2 separate regions of the Homo sapiens genome follow, and region 2 is linked to region 1. A link is an interaction called in ENCODE POLR2A ChIA-PET data of the cell type or tissue named here. Cell type or tissue: PC-9. All regions are shown on one strand. Links, peaks and the distances in the headings refer to the core of each region. The heading gives the core; the rest is flanking DNA.

What was found. ChIA-PET counts read pairs that join two places held together with the same protein. Peaks named below come from ENCODE experiments on the same cell type or tissue, not always from the same donor. Only the 100,000 strongest peaks of a DNase experiment are listed, where the experiment ranks them.
Region 2: POLR2A ChIA-PET joins it to region 1 with 5 read pairs; 3 of 35 experiments call an interaction of 5 or more read pairs at or near these places.

Annotation. Positions count from the first base shown.
Region 1 is chr15:74,132,436-74,142,624 of GRCh38, forward strand. It overlaps ISLR2 (immunoglobulin superfamily containing leucine rich repeat 2), which reads left to right. Exons shown (of 3, transcript NM_020851.3): 3 at 312-4,367. The coding sequence starts at 320. The coding sequence ends at 2,557. Among named protein-coding and RNA genes, the nearest start is that of ISLR2, 6.9 kb to the left of the region's middle. RefSeq lists enhancers at 3,395-4,086, 8,038-8,569. In PC-9, for the core only: a CTCF peak has its summit at 3,676; a DNase peak (open chromatin) is centred at 3,886; H3K4me3 peaks cover 1,673 bases; H3K27ac peaks cover 1,528 bases.
Region 2 is chr15:74,374,603-74,384,791 of GRCh38, forward strand. LINC02255 (long intergenic non-protein coding RNA 2255) reads left to right here and starts at 4,480. Exons shown (of 4, transcript NR_146881.1): 1 at 4,480-4,579; 2 at 6,967-7,049. RefSeq lists enhancers at 65-612, 940-989, 3,877-4,377, 4,503-4,812, 8,226-8,305 and 5 more. In PC-9, for the core only: no CTCF peak of the experiment used is centred there; DNase peaks (open chromatin) are centred at 3,979 and 4,419; H3K4me3 peaks cover 344 bases; H3K27ac peaks cover 1,296 bases.

The DNA of each region.
Region 1 (10,189 bases), core at 1,894-6,893:
GCCCGCTGGAGATGGGCGAGCTGCGGAGCCCACGGAGGGGCCAGCTCCAGCGTGAAGGAAGGAGTAGGAAGAGAAAAAAGGGCGATATACCGGGCCGCTGGAAAAGGAAATTAGGGCCCTGGGAGGGAGCATCCGTTGAACCTCGAGATTTTTATTGACCTTCACTTCAGAGAGGCTCCTGGCCATAGAGGAGGTTACCGGAGCCCTGGAACTAGTGCTAAACGGGCTTGCGGAGGCACAGCTTGATAGGGGAGGTAAGCTGGGGTTCAGTGAGTCACCTTCTTTCTTCTTCACCTGGCTTCCATCTGCAGGAGCCGCGATGTTCCCCCTTCGGGCCCTGTGGTTGGTCTGGGCGCTTCTAGGAGTGGCCGGATCATGCCCGGAGCCGTGCGCCTGCGTGGACAAGTACGCTCACCAGTTCGCGGACTGCGCTTACAAAGAGTTGCGTGAGGTGCCGGAAGGACTGCCTGCCAACGTGACGACGCTTAGTCTGTCCGCGAACAAGATCACTGTGCTGCGGCGCGGGGCCTTCGCCGACGTCACACAGGTCACGTCGCTGTGGCTGGCGCACAATGAGGTGCGCACCGTGGAGCCAGGCGCACTGGCCGTGCTGAGTCAGCTCAAGAACCTCGATCTGAGCCACAACTTCATATCCAGCTTTCCGTGGAGCGACCTGCGCAACCTGAGCGCGCTGCAGCTGCTCAAAATGAACCACAACCGCCTGGGCTCTCTGCCCCGGGACGCACTCGGTGCGCTACCCGACCTGCGTTCCCTGCGCATCAACAACAACCGGCTGCGTACGCTGGCGCCTGGCACCTTCGACGCGCTTAGCGCGCTGTCACACTTGCAACTCTATCACAATCCCTTCCACTGCGGCTGCGGCCTTGTGTGGCTGCAGGCCTGGGCCGCGAGCACCCGGGTGTCCTTACCCGAGCCCGACTCCATTGCTTGTGCCTCGCCTCCCGCGCTGCAGGGGGTGCCGGTGTACCGCCTGCCCGCCCTGCCCTGTGCACCGCCCAGCGTGCATCTGAGTGCCGAGCCACCGCTTGAAGCACCCGGCACCCCACTGCGCGCAGGACTGGCGTTCGTGTTACACTGCATCGCCGACGGCCACCCTACGCCTCGCCTGCAATGGCAACTTCAGATCCCCGGTGGCACCGTAGTCTTAGAGCCACCGGTTCTGAGCGGGGAGGACGACGGGGTTGGGGCGGAGGAAGGAGAGGGAGAAGGAGATGGGGATTTGCTGACGCAGACCCAAGCCCAAACGCCGACTCCAGCACCCGCTTGGCCGGCGCCCCCAGCCACACCGCGCTTCCTGGCCCTCGCAAATGGCTCCCTGTTGGTGCCCCTCCTGAGTGCCAAGGAGGCGGGCGTCTACACTTGCCGTGCACACAATGAGCTGGGCGCCAACTCTACGTCAATACGCGTGGCGGTGGCAGCAACCGGGCCCCCAAAACACGCGCCTGGCGCCGGGGGAGAACCCGACGGACAGGCCCCGACCTCTGAGCGCAAGTCCACAGCCAAGGGCCGGGGCAACAGCGTCCTGCCTTCCAAACCCGAGGGCAAAATCAAAGGCCAAGGCCTGGCCAAGGTCAGCATTCTCGGGGAGACCGAGACGGAGCCGGAGGAGGACACAAGTGAGGGAGAGGAGGCCGAAGACCAGATCCTCGCGGACCCGGCGGAGGAGCAGCGCTGTGGCAACGGGGACCCCTCTCGGTACGTTTCTAACCACGCGTTCAACCAGAGCGCAGAGCTCAAGCCGCACGTCTTCGAGCTGGGCGTCATCGCGCTGGATGTGGCGGAGCGCGAGGCGCGGGTGCAGCTGACTCCGCTGGCTGCGCGCTGGGGCCCTGGGCCCGGCGGGGCTGGCGGAGCCCCGCGACCCGGGCGGCGACCCCTGCGCCTACTCTATCTGTGTCCAGCGGGGGGCGGCGCGGCAGTGCAGTGGTCCCGCGTAGAGGAAGGCGTCAACGCCTACTGGTTCCGCGGCCTGCGGCCGGGTACCAACTACTCCGTGTGCCTGGCGCTGGCGGGCGAAGCCTGCCACGTGCAAGTGGTGTTTTCCACCAAGAAGGAGCTCCCATCGCTGCTGGTCATAGTGGCAGTGAGCGTATTCCTCCTGGTGCTGGCCACAGTGCCCCTTCTGGGCGCCGCCTGCTGCCATCTGCTGGCTAAACACCCGGGCAAGCCCTACCGTCTGATCCTGCGGCCTCAGGCCCCTGACCCTATGGAGAAGCGCATCGCCGCAGACTTCGACCCGCGTGCTTCGTACCTCGAGTCCGAGAAAAGCTACCCGGCAGGCGGCGAGGCGGGCGGCGAGGAGCCAGAGGACGTGCAGGGGGAGGGCCTTGATGAAGACGCGGAGCAGGGAGACCCAAGTGGGGACCTGCAGAGAGAGGAGAGCCTGGCGGCCTGCTCACTGGTGGAGTCCCAGTCCAAGGCCAACCAAGAGGAGTTCGAGGCGGGCTCTGAGTACAGCGATCGGCTGCCCCTGGGCGCCGAGGCGGTCAACATCGCCCAGGAGATTAATGGCAACTACAGGCAGACGGCAGGCTGAACCTCCGCCCGTCCGGCCCGCCCATTCCCGACCTCCACCTAGGGTGCCTGGGAGCAGCAGTCTAGGGCTGGCAGGACTTATGTCCCCCGTCCCCAACCTTCACCTACTCCTCCCCCTTACTACTCCCCAACCTTGACTACCAGGGACTTCTATTAGGGAGTGGGCCGATTTCACCAGTCCCTGCTACCCACGGCTGCCATTCTCCCTGCGGGCTGAATCCCCTTCCCCGCCAAGCACAGTGTTTATCTTACCCCATGCAAGACTCCACCCGCAGACGGTGGGCGATATCTATGTCCCTCCATTCCCGTCGCGATTATCTGCGAAATCCACCCCGCAGCCCGCCCCACCGTGGGCTCTGGAGCCAGAGGAAACGAGCGAAGACTTTGGAAACCTCGCGGTAACGCGGTGGTTTCGGGGGCCAGCCAAGGCCAGTGGAGTGCTGTGGGGTCCCACCTCGACCCCTCCTCCTCCCTTTCTTTCTTTCCTTTTTTTTTATTTTTTAATTTTATTTATTTATTTATTTATTTTTTGACGGAGTCTTGGTCTGTCGCCAGGCTGGAGTGCAGTGGCGCGATCTCGGCTCACTGCATCTTCCGCCTCCCGGGTTCAAGCGATTCTCCTGCCTCAGCCTGCCTAGTAGCTGGGACTACAGGCGCGCGCCACCACGACCAGCTAATTTCTTCTATTTTTAGTAGAGACGGGGTTTCACCATGTTGGCCAGGATGGTCTGGATCTCTTGACCTCAGGTGATCCATCTGCCTCGGCCTCTCAAAGTGCTGGGATTACAGGCGTGAGGCACCGCGCCCGGCCCCTCCTCCCTTTCAATCCCTACTCCCAGAAGCCGGGATTCGTGGCAACCCCTAGTTTTTAGTTCCAAAGCCTCCTGCCGGCAGGGAACCAAATCCTTCTGTCCTCCCACCCCCACCCCACTTCTGGCCAGTTGGAGTCCAGCCCGGTGCCTGGGGCGCCTTTCAGCTCCGCGCTCAGATTTTCCTGTTTTCGTTGTTTTCAAAGACAGCGACATTTCGGGTCTGGTGCTAACACCCCCTTCCCAGCCTCTGGGAAAATCGAGTGTGTGTGTCGGGGGGTAGGGAGGGAATGCGTTTTCTGTCGTCTCTCTCCTAACTTAAAGCGCCGCAGGACCGCGCGCCCCTTGGCGGCTGAGCCTGTGGACTTGGTCGCGGGCCAATTTCGTTGTCCGTGTGTTGGGCTTTCCGGAGGTCTGTGCGCCCAACAGCGCCGCTCCCGCGGCTCCACCCGACCCAGACCCTAGCTGGAAAGCGCCGGAGGCGGAGGAAGCTGACTGTGGCCTCCCGGGCCGCGGCTCTCTGGAGGGCTCGCGCCCTAGTTCGCACAAAGCCTGCTCGTGACTGTGCGACTGTGCGACGGGATCCGGATGGAGCCGAGCCCCTCCGTCCTCGCGTCTCGGTCCTCGCGTCGCCCCGCCCCACCCGCCCCTGCTTCGGCGGGAATCGTGTTTGCCCGGCGTGTAGTCCCTGACAAGCGTGCCCTGTAGGAGAAAAGTCTGTGTCCTGTGAAGTGTGACCGTGTAGTGTAGGGGGGCGGGCGGGGGGGCGGATGGGCGGGGAGGGAGGGAAGGGGAGGGGCGCGGCGCGGCGACTCGGGGCGGGGTTCTTTTTTCCATTTTGAAAGAAAGCGTCGGGGTTGGGGTGGGGGGAGTTTCAGTCCTCGGGATCAGCCCTCTCCGCGAAGCGCAGCACAAGCGCGGGCCTGGGACGGAGTAGCCCCCCGGAGCCCGTGCCCTTTTCTAAACGCGTCTGTATGCAGTCAATAAAACAATCGATTTGAACTGGGCTCGGTGACTTTTTGTCAGGGGACAGAGGGAGGAGGCCTGGGCGATGAAGGAGGAAACCGCGGAAGGAAGGAGCCCCCCCAGAGCCTCCCGTTGGAATCTTTTGAGTGATTTCCTGTTTGCGTGACCATCCTGTGATTTTTTTGCCAGGTGTTTGCACCCAGCCCTGCTCTTAGTGTCTCCAACTCCAGGGTGGGGTGACAAAAAACGAGGGCAGGCTGCAAGTGAGTAGGGGGAGGTTGCAGGAAAGGAAGGCGGGTGTCTGCAGACCCTGAACACAGGGAGTCTGAGTGTGCGTGCAAGTATATTTGCACTCAAGGGTGTGCGGCACCCTCTTTCACTTGAGACTGTCTGTGTAGTGGGGTGTGGCTGTATATGGTGTCACACTGCCCAGTTTCTGTGTCTCCACATCAGCCTTTGAGTTCCCTGAGAAGCCGGTGGGAAGAGGATGGGATTCATAGGGACAAGACCGCTGTGGCTTGCACAAGAGAAGTCACAAATAACACAAAGTACAGAGCGGGCAAATGATGTAAAGCAGGAAAGGGGGAGAACCTGGCCAGGCCGATTGCCCAGAGCGAGCCGGCACGTTTGGCCTGGGAGCCAAGTGTGTGCGTTGTGTGGGTGGGTGGGGAGCACTCAGTGAATGATGCATGCACAACCGTCAGGGTGTGCCAAGGGGGTGCACCTGGGGAATCAGGGTTGAAAACACACTGATTTCATAGTCCTAGAAAGGGGCTTTCTTGGGTGAGGAACAGGAGAGACAGGGGGATCAAGAAAGGAGACTGTGCTCCTGGCCAGCCTAAAACACACGGGTTGGGCTGCTGTGTGTCTCAGCTGAATCCCCCTAAGATGGGAAGAGGCGGGGAAGAGAGATGGAAGAGGAAAGCAACAGAAATGGGAAGCAGATAAAGATTCTCTCTCTCCCCTCCCTTCTTCCTGCTTCCAATTTCTTGTCCTCTTTTGCTGTCTCTGTGGGTCTTCCTAATTGGACCAGTCCAGGCTGGCAACAGGCCCAAGTTCCAATGCTCAGGGTCCTACCCCAGCCTCAGGTCTGTCCTCTGGCATAGGTGGTGGCTGTGACACTTCTTGGGGCCTGAGCCCAGATTCCCTTCCCAGACCAGCAAAGCTGTTTTCTTTCTTTTTTTTTTATTTTTTTATTTTTAAAATAGATCAGTTTTATTCTGCTAGTTCCATAAAAACAATGTAAACACAAGCGTTCTGTACATCTTCTTGGTGAATTCACATAATGCTTTGTTCCCTGATCCTTTAACCTCCTCGTCTTCTTCCAGTCATTTTCTGTTTGGACCACTGGCCACAGGAGTGGAGTGGGGTTGGGGCTTAGGAGAGAGCAATGTGGCTTTTTCGTATGACTTGTTTTATTGCTTGCCCTCTCAGCACACTCCTGTTACTCCTAACACAAAGTCTGAGATTTAAGCCCTTAAACCTGTAGGTTTCACCATCAGCTTTTTCTTTTTCTTTTCTCTTTTTTTTTTTTTTTTTTTTTGCATAGGCATTACTAGGGATGTGAATGGGAGACTGGTATAGAAAGTGGTGAGGAGCCGAAGCCAAGAAATTGCTTTAAACACAAGATGAAAACGCTCTGTTCTGTACACAAAGAATCACCTAATACTGGTGTGAGGCATCTCACTTAGCTGTGGAGAAGTCCTTGGAATTAGATCTCAGAAAGACAGTTCCAGCTTTAAGACAGTAAAACCTTTAGGCAATGGGCTAATTGCCTTAAAGGAAAGAAGAGTTCTACTTGAAAGAGCTTGCAGGTGAGAAATTGTCCTACAAAGATTCTTAGAAATGTTAGCGGAGATAACTGACATGGGTAGCTGTGGGCCAACCAAGAACTGTCAACAGCCCGATCTCATAGCAAAGCTGTTTTCAAGAAAAATTCCCTTCTGAGGGCCACAGCCTGAGCCCTGCTCCTGGTCACAGCCCAACACTGCAGTCCACCCCACTGCCTGGGACACAACTCAAGAATATTATCTCTTAGGAAGACACCTGTTTTGTTCTACCTGCAAATCCTACCGCTGAGCACGGGGCAAGGACTGGCCCAATTCCTAGGGCCTGTTTAGGAATCCAGCCACGTGATTGCTTCTGGGAACAGGCCTGGCTGGGCCAGTGAGTGCTCAGCAGTTTTGGTGCAACTCAATCATCTGGTCATGGGTCTCTTGTGGGAAGACAGGCCCCTTCCTTTCCCTCCCTGTCCTAAGAATTGGGGGCCCTCCTCGAGACCCTCTAGGATCCTGAGTGCCACTAGGGCAGGTGGAGAGGAGGTGAAAGCTCTGCCCCTCTTTGTCCAGGGCCACGTATCCTAATGGATGAGCAAATACTACTCAGCTAGACCTTGTGCCTTCTGGGCTTGGCCAGGCCCAAAGGCTCCAACCACAGGTAGGAATGAATACGTGTTGGAGGCCAAGGACCAGGGTGCTGGGACACTCTGCCAACTGCCCACTGAAATCCCAGCCCTCTCAGGAAAACTCTAGTTTCTGTCCAAATGTTTGGCCAATGCACAGAATGGTCCCCAGCCTCTGGCCTTCCTTCCTACCTCTTTTTAAATGTAATTAATTTAACTTATTTAATTACATTAAAATAAAATGTCTTCCTTTCATTTCCTCTCCCTCATTCCTCTCTGTTCTTTTTTGAATTGTTCCAGTTCAACTACCAATTTGAGGTTGAATTCATTTTCACAGTGTCCCCATCAGGTGGTTGTAAAACTCTGGCTTATACTTATCCAGAGATGGGGAGCTCACATTCCACTCCCCGCTTCCAGGGAATCAGTTGTTTAGCAGTTTAAAATGTGTCTCTGCCTGGGTTCCACCCCTCAGGCCTGACTGCCACTGGCAAGTTCTCTGGGAGAACCTACCAGGTGTGGAGGTGTAATCTTCACCTCTGACCCTCTCTCCCTGGCTCCAAGGCTTTCCATTCAATGCAACTTTTTTGAGCCTTTCCTGTATGCTTCATGTGCTGTGCTAGCTTCAATCTCTCCAGTGTGTCTTGCTGTAAAACTTATTTGGATACTACATGGGAATGGAGTCTAACGGCTTGAGGAGTGTGTGTGTGTGTGTGTGTGTGTGTGTGTGTGTGTGTGTGTGTGTGTGTCTTGAGAGACCTGGAAAATGGTCGGAGAATGCAATATGACAGCAGTAGCCTCAGAACTCAGAGCAATTTATCAGGAGCAGTAATTCTCTGAGTTACAGAAACCAGATGGCCAGGATGTGGCCTTGAATCAGATCAGAAACCTGTCTAAAGAAAGGTTATTTGAAAGGAGTGCCTCCTCCCCCTAAATGTTTCCTAAAGATCAGCTGAAATGAGAACCATCTTGAAGATCATTAAAGTCCATTAATATAAAAGAACAAAGGAAGGCAGGGCTTCTTTGAGAAAGAAGCAGCTGGGGTAGGGTCCTCTGGTCCCAGATCTTGTGTCTGGAATGCAGCCCTCCACCCATGACATCAAAATAACAACCACAACTAAAGCTAACATCTCCAAAGATTCGTTGTCAGTACATATATGGCCTGTGACTTCCTGGTAGACATCTCAGTTTTTCCTCCTTGATCTCAGGGAAATGCATTTTGGTAGGTAGAGGGAAAGGAGTGGCATCTTGCTATGACTACCCTGCCCCACATTTGTTAACAGAGCCCCAGTTATGAGACATTCCATAGGGAAAAAGGGACCTGCTCTCTGCACAACAGGAGGTGTCGCCTGCAAAGAAAGGACCATGACTATGTAAGCACAGAGCAAGGGAAACTGGGGGATCTCCTTTCTCTGCAGAAATCCAAGCCTGTATTCTGCAGAAAGCCAAGCCCTAGTACCAGGACATAAGAAAGGCCCCTTGTTGAGGCTATAAATTGCCAAGTCTGACCTAACAAATACCTTTACCTTATACATTTCCAACATAAAGGTATAGATAAGAGAAATCCTGCTGGGCAGTTCGGAGGAAGCAAGTGGAGCCATTTCAGTTGTAATGTGTCAATTCATTGATTACATTTGAAATGTAGCCACCCACACCTATCTGTTCAATGATAAGATTTTGCCTTAGGACTCAATAGAGAATAACATTATATTGAAAATGAAAGATCTGCTGTGACTGGCATATAGAAGAGATTAAATTTTAAAATGTTTTGCAATATTCGCATTTTGTTCAAAATATGACCAGTGTTCCTAATGAGACTTGATATGGATTTTTTAAAAAGCCATCCAAAGGCCCCATGATGGGCACAAAAACAAAACCAACTTGTTGGGTTAAATTAGTTGGAAAGACTTTGTATCATTCCATTGTTGAATAAGTAATTTATGGGATTTAAAGACAGGACGATTTTGAAAATTGTGCTAATTGTGTGTGCTTTGTTTGAACATGTGAATGTAAGTTTAATAATTAAGTTTAAGTCCACATAGAACAAGGAGAGAAAAAGTGTTTGTATTTTTATCAACTGTTTACTGCTTACATGTATTCCCTTGTGTATTAGGAGTTAATTTGGTTTTGGCAAATTAAATGCATTTTCTCCCAGCAACATTCTCAAACTGTTTCTTAAATTGAATCTAAAAGCCATTCAAGGCATCCAGCCATTTGAGAGAAAAATTTCTATGATTATATAAATTACCGAGGAACTTCGTAAGAATTGATCATTGTCGAAATGGGGAGAGAATAGGAATGGAGAATTAATTATCAAATGCGTCTTAATAATAGAGGCTTGTCACACATCTAGACTAAGAATGCTAATAGTCACCACCTAATATTAGTATAAATACTAATAATACCAATAGTGGCTAACATTTATTGAACTCTTACTATATTTCAGGCACATACTATGGATCTTACAAGCATTATTTTGTCATTCCTTATAGTGATCCTGTGAGGTAATATTATTATTCTAATTTACAGGCAAAGAAACCAAAGAGCACAGAGGGTTAGTAGTTTGTTGAAGATCACACAGCTGGCAATTTGCAGGGTTGAAGTTTGTCCTTTTGTTATCTGACTCCAATGCCAGAGATCTTAGTCACCAAGCCAAACCTCCTCCTGAAGCCTCTACAAACCAGTGAAGTATAGAATAACATATTTTCTATATGGTTAAATTTGCGGCTAATTACAGAGTTTGTCTAGAAAAAGGATTTCTCTTGCTGTTTCTCTTATTTCTCAAAATAGCATTTTTTTTTTTCCTGATTATAAAAGTAGTGCAGGCCAGGCGCAGTGGCTCATGCCTATAATCCCAGCACTTTGGCAGGCCAAGGTGGGCAGGTCACTTGTGATCAGGAGTTTGAGACCAGCTTGGCCAACATGGTGGTCTCAAACTACTATTTCATGTCTCTACTAAAAATACGAAGAAATTAGGCAGGTGTTGTGGTGTGCGCCTGTAATCCCAGCTACTCTGGAGGTTGAGGCAGGAGAATTGCTTGAACCCGGGAGTTGGAGGTTGCAGTAAGCGGAGATCAGGTCACTGCATTCCAACCTGGGCAACAGAACAAGACTCTGTCTCAAAAAACAAAAAAAAGAAAAAAGAAAAAGAAAAAAAGAAAAGAAAGAAAGAAAGAAAAGAAACAAATATAAAAATAAAAGTAATGCATGCTTCAACTAGAATTGTCTTTGGTTGCCATTGGGAATGTAAATGGGCATAGCCACTTTGGAGAAATATTTGGCAATCTAGAAACATTAAAGATACACATACGTCTGACTCAGTAATCTCACTCTTGGGTATATACTCAATAGAAATGAATGTTTACATCCATCAAAAGACAGAAGAGTCCTTTGGTGGATGCAAGTGCAACGATGTTCATAGCAGTTTTATTTGTAATAGCCCCAAATTGGAAACAACCTA
Region 2 (10,189 bases), core at 2,226-7,225, 240 kb after region 1:
GGCCTAAGCTGCAGAATTGATCGAGCATCTGGAGTGGCCATCGGCCGTGTTGCCCGCAGACACAGGTGTGCTGCGACAGACCAAGCTCCAGGGTCCCTCAGGTAGCCAGGTGTGCGGCACAGCTTTGTCCCTCCCAGAACTCAGTTTCCCCAGCAGGGGGCCCGGGGACTATTCCAATCCAGTACTCTGGCCTGCCCCTCCCCTCGCTCTCACTGACCTCCCAGCAGCCAGACCAGGTAGGTATCCAGGCTCCTTCCTATCCTGCCCCCTGCCCCGCTCCATCCTCATCTTTCCCTTAAAGAAACCTCTCTCCAAGGTCCACGGTTACATCACATACAGCTTTGCACACCCAGTGCCCAGCACAGAACCCCCACCCTCTGTGGTTGTCCTTTCGCTTCTCGCAAGGTCCATGGGAGCAGGGGACCAGGCTGGGACAACATGTGGCCCCACCTGGTTGCTATAAAAGCTCAGGTAAGGAAGTTTACAGAAATATGTTGGGGTTACTGCACCTGTAAAAAGTGAAAATGGCCAATTATCATCAATGTCAAGAAGAAAAATTGCCCTTGTTGCCCTTTCACTGTAGTAAAGTGCTGCTTCCAACAAACCAGCACACAAATGCCAACCACAGGTGCATTCCGCTTGGGAGGATGGGGGAGAAACTAGTTGTTTGACTCTGTACAAGAACCAATCACCAGGTTTCCTTAAATGGCACACTTTCTTTGAAATCTGAAGCAAGAAATTACCTCTCCGGACACAACCAAGTTCATCTCGTGTCCTCTCAGGACATACAGCCGGGCTCCACTAGAGGGCAGCAGAAAGATGGAGATGCTCGAGAGAAAAGGAGACTTAAGTTAGTTCTCACCATCCGTGGAGGGTGTGAGGAACCCAATAAAAACCGTACTGGTATTAGTTCCTATTTGTTGACTGGTTACTCTAGGCCAGCCATCCCTCTGACTGATCTGTTAAAAAAAAAAATTAAGTAATTTGGGCCGGACGTGGTGGCTCATGCCTGTAATCCCAACACTTTGGGAGGCCGAGGTGGGTGGATCACCTGAGGTCAGCAGTTCAAGACTAGCCTGGCCAACATGGTGAAACCCTGACTCTATTAAAAATACAAAATTAGCCGGCCATAGTGGTGCATGCCTGTAACCCCAGCTACTTGGGAGACTGAGGCAGGAGAATCGCTTGAACCCAGGAGGGTGGCAGTGATCCGAGATCGCACCACTACACTCCAGCTTGGGCAACAAGAGTGAAACTTGGTCTCAAAAAAAAATTAATTTGATCCTGCCATTAACCCTATCAAGGTGGATACAATTGTGTTAACCCCATTCTACAGCTGAGGAAAAAAACAAGTTGAATAACTTGCCTAAGGTCACACAGCCAATAAGAAGCAAATCTGGGATATGAACCCTGAAGTAGAGCTATAAATCTGACATTCATAAACCTATGCAATTTTGCTTCCGTTGAAGAGGGAGGGAAGGATGGCGAGCAGAGGTGGCAGCTGAGGCCCCCACAGATATTACCCTTGTGGGCTCTTTAAGGCCAGTTCCAGAAGCAGGCACCAGACAGGAGCATCTAGCTAATTAAGGACCTTGGGTCATCAGGCAGGTAGGGTCAGAAAATCTGAGCTCAACCTGCACATAAACCCCACACACCTTGCAGGAACCTGTCCTAGCCCACCCATCACCATGGGTGGCCCAGCTCTCCAATACCCTGGGTGCCTGCCACCATGGTGAACCCTTGTAACCACTGTGTCCCCTCTGGCTTAGATGTGTGAAATTGACCTTGACCCACTCTCTTCCTTACCTTATAGGCAGCCTTGCCTGCCTCCACCATCAGCCAGGATCGGGCCTCCTCATGTCAGTCAAGAAGATGCCAATCAGCAGCAGCAACTGCTGCCAAGAAGCTGGAGTCCAACAAGGATCAAGGGGATGCTGGTGGGATCCTTTCCAGGGCAACCTTGAGAAGAGTTTCAGGCCAGAGCCTAATCCTTTCCTGATTTTCTTCCCAATTTAACATTTACTGAGCCGCTACTGTGGGCAGGCACCTTGCTGAGTGCACAAGGGGGACTTGCTGGGTGATCTTGAGCACACTCTTTACCACCCCCACCTCAGCTCTTGGTTAGTTTCTCTTCTGTAAACTAAGGTTGCAGAGACCAGGGGTTCTTTACTCGGGACTGAAGGGTCCCCTAAAATTGGGTGTGTGTGAGAACATCTTTCTGGGGCAGGGTTTCTCAGCCTCAGCACTATTGATACTTAGGGCCAGATCATTCTTAGATAGATCCCTCCCAGAACACACCTGTGGGCTGGCATTTGCGTATTGGTTTGTTTGAAGTAGCACTCTGCTGTAGTGAAAGGGCAACAAAGGGGCAATTTTTCTTCTTGACACTGACAATAATTGACCATTTCCAGTTTTTATAGGTGTGTTGTGACCTTTAACTCCAACACATCCCTGCAAACACCCTTAGCCCAAAATCTGACCTGTGCATTGCAAAATGCCAAAACCCACTAAATGCCTCTCTGAAGCCTCCCAGCCCCACGGCCTTTCCACCCACTCCACCTGCTGTGGCCAGGCTGGGAGGGGTGCAGGAAGGTGGCACACTGCCATGTACAATTTGGAAGAGGAAGAGCCAGGAACCCCTCCAGGCCCAGCTCTCTGTGAGCCCTGCCAAGGCCACCTACACCTGCCTGACTCTCTGGGGCCCCTCAGCCCTGGCCTGGGAAAGAGGCTTCGCCCAAATCCAAGATGCAGGCCCCTGCCACAGGGCTTACCTACACCCCTGTGAGAGCCCTGGGTAGGGGTCAGAAAATGGGGCAGAGGCCAGAGCCAGCACTGGGGGCAGAAGCAGGCAGTCCCTCCTCCCATGGTTAAGCCTGCATCCTCTCTCCTCCTGCGCGGTGGCCCTTCCTCACTGAGCACCTGCCAAATCTGCCAGGTGCGAAGCCTGCTGTCAGGGCCAGAAAGTCAGAGGCAAATTCAGGGGTGAGCTGAACAGTGTTTAACAACCAGGTCTCTGGACTGGGGTGAGGGGCCCTGATTTGTAGTCTTTGCCTATTTCTGTGGTGCAAATATTCCTACCCTGGCAGATATAAAGCCAGCAGTATTTTGTCACTGAGCGTGGAGCTGGTTCACAACATCACAAAGTGTGTGCACCACCAGGTGCAATAGACACAAATTACCTTACGAGCATGAATAATGGTAACATATAGTAAAATAATTAGGAAATGATGAGTTGCTAGTGGGTATTTCCTTTTTTAACAAAATGTATTTAAGGTTATATAATTTAAGTACCGACAATGACTGTGCTTAACAACTCGTTCGCAAAATTCTGAAAATGTGGCCACCAGCACCTATGAGCCGGTACCAGCTGGCTGCAGGCCCATCACTGGGAATTGAGTGTGGTCCCTGCTCTCTGAAGGCGACAGGTCTACCCAGGGTGGGCCGGTCTGTGGGGGGACAGAGGGATGCATGGGGGCCACGGAGAACCAGAGGAGACACTCTGTGCAGGGGTTCAGGGAAGGCTTCTTGGAGGAGGCAGCATTATAGAGAACAAAGGGGAGGGTAAATATATCCCAGAAAAGGGTAAGGAGAGAGTGCCAGGCTAGAGAGGACACTGGGGAAAGACCAGGAGAAAACAAAGTGTTTGGCGTGGTCCAAAAACTAAAAATGTGTGTCTCAGTCTGGCTGATGGGATGGCTGGGTTCCAGCCCAGGTTCTGCTGCTGATGCCTCTGTCACTTGGACCAAGTCCACTCCATTCTCTAGGCTTCTCGCCTCTGTCAAATTGGGGTCCGAACCAGATGGGTTCCAGGCCCGCTGGTGATCTAGACCCCCAAGAAGTCTGCAGAGGGGCCTTGTGAACATGTATATAGCTCATGGAGGAAGTCTGGCCCACAACTGACACTTCACAACCAGATCTTCCCCTCCCTCCTCCTCTCCCCTTCACCCGGTTCCCCCAGGTGATCCTGGAAATTCTGGTTTGGCTTCAGAAAGTAACTATAATTACAGCCTTTTTTTTTTTTTTTTTTTTGAGACAGAGTTTCGTTCTTATCGCCCAGGCTGGAGTGCAGTGACTTGATCTTGGCTCACTGCAACCTCCACCTCCTGGGTTCAAGCGATTCTCCTACCTCAGCCTCCTAAGTAGCTGGGATTACAGGGGGACCTGCCGCCATGCCTGGCTAATTTTTTTGTATTTTTTAGTAGAGACGGGTTTCGCCATGTTGGCCATAATTACAGTCATTTATAGAACACTTTGCTGCCTCTCCTAATTACCAAGCTGTGCAATTCCAGTTACGCATGTAAGGAAACATCTCAGGAACCCCTCCCTGGGGCCAGCCTGTCAACCGCAGCCCCCAGGCCAGCTGGAATGGAGTGGGAGTGCCCGTGGCTGCTGCTGACGTCTCCCTCCTGGCTTCCTTTCATGCCAGACCAGGAAGGAAACCTTGGTTCAAAGGCCTGCCCTGGGGTGGGTGTGGGATGAAGAGAGACAGGGAAAGTCCCTCAAGATGATGAGCTTGCGACATGGGGGAGGGGAGAGGGACTCCTTCTGGTGATGCAGAAGGCCTCCGTCTACACAGCAGGTGAGTCTTAGAATGCCGGGGCGGGTCGTGGTTTCACAGCATGAGTTAGAGCTTGTTCCCCAGGAAAGGGGCTGTTTAAGTTTAGAAAGCAATGGTCCTTCCACTAGGTACAGGTTCCCCGGCCTCATGTCCATCACCACCACTGAAGCTCCCTTAGCAACAGCCCTCACCCTGCAGAGCAGCCATCCAGCCCTGCCTCTGATGCCTCCTGTGACTGGGATTAGTACCCCAAGCCTCTGTGACATTTGGGTACTCCATTAATGAGAAAGCTTTTCTTCCATCAAGATAAGCTTCCCTCTGTGCAATTTCTTTTTTGTTGTTGTTTGGAGATTTTGTTGTTGTTGTTGTTTTGTTTTGTTTTTTTGAAACAGAGTCTTACTCTGTTGCCCAGGCTGGAGTGCAGTGGCATGATCTCGACTAACTGCAGCCTCTGGCTCCCGGGTTCAAGAGTTTCTCCCACCTCAGCCTCCTGAGTAGCTGGGACTATAGGCACACACTACCACACCTGGCTAATTTTCGTGTTTTTAGTAGAGACAGGGTTTCGCCATGTTGGCCAGGCTGGTCTCGAACTCCTGACCTCAGGTGATCCACCCGCCTCAGCTTCCCAAAGTTCTGGGATTACAGGCATGACCTACCACATCCAGCCTCCTCTGTGCAATTTTTTTCCGTTTTCTTTTTCTTTTTCTTTTTTTTGAGATGGAGTCTTGCTCTGTCGCCCAGGCTGGAGTGCAGTGGTGCGATCTCGGCTCACTGTAACCTCCGCCTCCCAGGTTCAAGCGATTCTCTGCCTCAGCCTGCCAAGTAGCTGGGATTACAGGTGCCCGCCACCACATCCGGCTAATATTTTTTTTTTTTTTTTTTTGAGACGGAGTCTCGCTTCTTTGCCCAGGTTGGAGTGCAATGGCACAATCTTGGCTCACTGCAACCTCCGCCTCCCAGGTTCAAGCAATTCTCCTGCCTCACCTCACCAGTAGCTGGGATTACAGGTGCCCACCACCACGACCAACTAAATTTTGTATTTTTTAGTAGAGATGGGGTTTCACCCTGTTGCCCAGGCTGGTGTCAAACTCCTGACTTCAAGTGATCCACCTACCTCGGCCTCCCAAAGTGCTGGGATTACAGGCACTAGCCACCACGCCCAGCCTATATTTTTAGTAGAGACGGGGTTTCACCATGTTGGCCAGGCTGGTCTTGTACTCCTGACCTCATGATCCACCCACCTCGGCCTCCCAAAGTGCTGGGATTACAGGCACGAGCCACCACAGCCAGCCTATTTTTTTAGTAGAGACAGGGTTTCACCATGTTGGCCAGGCTGGTCTTGAACTCCTGACTTCATGATCCACCCACCTCGGCCTCCCAAAGTGCTGAGATTACAGGCATGAGTCATCACGCCCCACCTCCTCTTTTTTTTCTACCCACAGGTCCCATCTCAAGTCTCTGGGGCTACTACTCCCTCTGCCCTGGGTGTGCCAATGGATACTGTCCCCCCTACTGGTCCTCTCCTGGACAGGTGTCCAGCTCCCCTAAACCTCGCCTGGTTCCTTAGCCCCACCAGTTTCTGAGACAGCCCTGATGTGGAGGCTCCCTGGGACTTCTCACTGTACATACCACCTCCCGCCAGGTGCCCACACTCAGTCCTAGGCACAGAGCTGGCAATCCCAAGGGGCTCCACTCCTGAGCCCCAGCATCCCACCTCCCACAACTCGACCATCTGGGTGGCCCCCAGGCCCACACCCATGCCACACCCAAATCCAACCCCACCAGCTTCCTCTGCCCCTGCCCCTCACCCCAGGCCCCTTTCATCCAGTCTTCAAAGCGTCAAACTGCTGCTCCCCCTGCTCCTTCTTCCAAGTGTCTCCAAACCCCACCCCTCTCTTCCCAGACCCCGAGCCCTGCCCATCAGGCCACCATCCTCTGTCCCCTAAATTCTGAAAAGGCCCCTCCCTGCTCTCCCCGCCTAAACCCGCCCCCTCCCATGTGTCCTGAGAGCAGCATAGCGTGGAGGTTAGGGGCAGGGCTCCAGTGCATTCCATCCCCTGCTCCTCCACTCACTGACTGTGTGGCCTTAAGCAAGCTGCTCAACCTCTCTGTGCATCGTTGTCTTAATAGTATCTCTCTCCTAGAGTTGCCTGTGAATAGTCTGGTTGCCAAGGAATTCAGAGTGGCCGATAGAGGACAGAAGGGAGGGGTAAAACAAAGCAGAAAGGGGCACAGGAGCCAGGTCCTTAAGTCCTTAAGACCTTCAATGCTCAACTAAGGCCTGGGAAATTTCTCCTGAGATGAGTGGAGAGCCTTCAGGATAGTCTTAAGTCTCTGATCAATGTTGTGCCTTTGGAATGTCTTGGTGCCTATGGTGCCTATGGAATGTCTTGCTTTCTTTCCTGCAGAGACTGAGAGCCCCTCCTGTCCCAGGGGTGCTGAGAGGTCTGTCTCTGGCTCCCCCACCGCTCCCATGTCTCTGCTGGGACTGGTAAGTCATGGAGCTATGCCCGGCAGAGTTCTCTTGCCAGACTCCAGGCCTCTCTCACCACAGGAGATCAGGACTGGACTCCCAGGGGTCTGACCTGACTTCCAACCCCAGGAGGGTGGGTGGTGTCCAGCGAGGGCTTGTCTAGGTCGTCCAGCCTTCCGCTGTTGGCCTCAGGGACCATCCAGGCAGCCTGCCCAAGTTACTCTTGACCCCTCCTCTGACACAGACTCTCCACCTACCTACAAAGCTCTTTCACAAATGTGTCATTATTTTGTTTAATCCTCATAACAACTCTGGGAGTTGGGTGTTATTATCCCATTTTACAGTTGGCAAACTGGATAATGTATGATGTCTTACCTACTCGCTAGGAGCCCAGTCACAACGGTTCATGCCTGAGTGGGAGGAGGATTGGGGGTGCTCCTCCACCCACCTCAGCCAGCCAGGCCCAGCACTGAGTGAGGGGCCAAGTGGGAGGGGAGGCAGCCTGTGGCGGCGGGAGGGGGGCCCAGGGAAGTGGAGGGCAGGTGGGGGCTGCTGGCACTGGGACCTGCCAAGTAGAGAGCGAGGCCAGAAGGGGCTGGGAGGCCTTGAGGGCAGGGAGAGCAGGAACGGGAATGAAGAGGCAGGCTAGGAGCAGGCTCCAAATCTGAAACCTGGGAGGAACCTCCTTGAGTCACCCTACTCTTTGTACAGATCAGGAAATTGAGGCCCACCCAGTCAGGAAGAGAAATTCGTCTAAAACCACTCAGCCTGCCAGAGACCAAGCCAGAATCTGTGCCAGAGCGCACCCAGGCTGTTCCTGGAGAACCCAGGAACCAGCCCCACGGGGCCAATCAGCTGGCACTGGGCTGACCAGCAGGCACTGAATGAAACTTCTAGCCTCCGGGCCTCTCTGGGTGGCCAGCAGGGGGCGGTACTGCCCCAGGAGTGACAGCTCCCAGACTCCCAGCCACTGCCCTCAGGCCCATCCCAAGGTCCCAGGGCAGAACCAGGGCTGGGGACACAGAAGGCATAGGTGGGAGGCAGGGTTTCTGGGGTGGGAAGAACAGCACACAGAGCTGAGCATGGGACTCCCCGGCCCCATTCTGATGCCAGCTCCTTCTAACCTGAGCGAGGGAGGAAACAAGCCCTTCCTTTCTCCTTGCACCTCCACCAGTTGAGAGAACATTCTAGAAATGCACCCAGCTCCATCCAAAGTCTGCTCTCTCGAGAGGGGAAGGGGCTGGAGAAGAGACTGTCTCCCAGGCCACAGGTTTCCACAGAAAGTTGTCCTGCAAAGGAGGCTAGACCTAAGGAGAAACTTCTAGAGGCCTCTATACTGAGTATCCAACCTCAATTCCGGGAGTGTCCCTTTCCCAAAATAATGCTCTAGGAGAAGGTGGGGAAAGGGTGGCCAACTGCAGTGCTATGTGAAGACAGGGGCTAGATGTCCTTATTGCTGTTTCAGGACCCTCTTAGGTGCGACAAGAGAGAATTTTCTCCAGGATGGCTAAAGAAGAGCAGGGGCATGGGGGAGTGAGCAGGGCCGCAGGGGTCAAGAAGATGAGCCACTCTGGCCCCCAGGAGAGATGGCCAGGGTGCAGGGGGCTCCGTGTCACCCCCATCAGCCCTGGGACCCTTCCCAATGGCGAGGGCTTGTATTCCTAACCAAACTTCTGGATCTGGTCCCAGCGGGAACCCCTGCTATAATGAGTGCCCCCAAGGCCTCCCTTCAAAATCCCAGGAGTCCAGCTTCTCGGGGCAAAAGCCCCACAGCAGCTGGCAATACAAGATCTAGGAGGCAGGGGATCTTGAGGCCCCAGGTCAGAAAGGCCCCACGCACCTGCCTCTCCCAAGATTTAAAATACCAGGGGGCTAGGGGTTCCCATCCCCTGCTACTAGGCTTCGTGGTGGTCCTCAGCCCCAAGCCCACTGTGCCCTGTGCAGCATGGACAGATGGTCTCCAAGGGGCCCCTTTCAGCACCACTCCCCTTGGTTTCCCATCAATGCCACCATACACCAAAGTTCACACACTGTCTACTGGAAAGCCCCTGTCAGGGCCAGTTGTCCTACAATTAACTCTTCAGTTCTCCCAGGCTGATGGTTCCACCACACAGAGAGCAGACAGGGTGGGCAGGGGCTTGGGGAGTCACAGCAGGCACCCAGGGACAGAGGGGCAAGGAAAATGGAGATGGGGGCACATTCAGGGGGTGGGGACAGCATCCTGGCAGGTCCCGGGCCTGCACCACCTGGAGGAGCCGGTGACTCACGGGGCTGACAGAAGAACTGAAACCAGACAGGAGAGTGCAGGAAGGAGGAAGAAACACCCACCAGGTAACCTGTGTCCTCAGACATGTGCACTTCCAGGCCAGAGTTTCTATGAATCAGTGTCTCTAGACACAACCACCTTGATCCCTTCCGTTGCCTCATGCTGACGTCTGAGTCTGGCCCGTGGCCATCTAAACCCCCGCACTCTGGTTCAACCACCATCAGGCCCACATAGCAGCTGCTTCAGATCAAAAATCTCCTCTTCAGGGGCTTTTTCACCAAGCTGATGGTAAAGGCAGGACTCCTGGGTCCCGGTGTCCACTGCAGCCACTCTGGCTTCCCCTTAGCCCCTCTGCACCCCCTGCTCACCACCTGGCCAGTGTTTCTGCTCTTCCTTCTGCCTAGCATTCCCCTACCACCCCTGCTTTGCCTAGCAGGTACCTACTCATCCTTCAGGTTTCAACCCATGTCACCTCCTCCAGTGAGCTTTCTCTGACCTCTCACCTAAGTCAAATCCCCCATTACATGTGCTCCTGGCACCATGCACCCCTCTCTGAGCCCTTTGTAGAGTTTAGTTGTGTGGTTAGTGATGAGTGCCTGCCTCCTGTACTACAGCTGAAGCTCCAGGAGGGCAGGGACCAGGGCCTGGTCTAGTTCACCCTCCATTGTCTCTGCAGCATGTGGCAGAGTCAGTGCTAGGCACATAGAAGGCCCTCAGTAAACGTGCTGTGAATGAGTGGGTTCCCCAGCCAGCTGGATGTCCCACGGTTTCCCCCACCCCACCCCATCTGGCTCTAGCTCCTCTCTGTGACCCTTTTCATCTGCAGTCCTTGGAGCCTCCTAATGGTTGGGCTCTGTGGTGGGGACCAGGCAACCTGCCCCTGGGGCCTCAA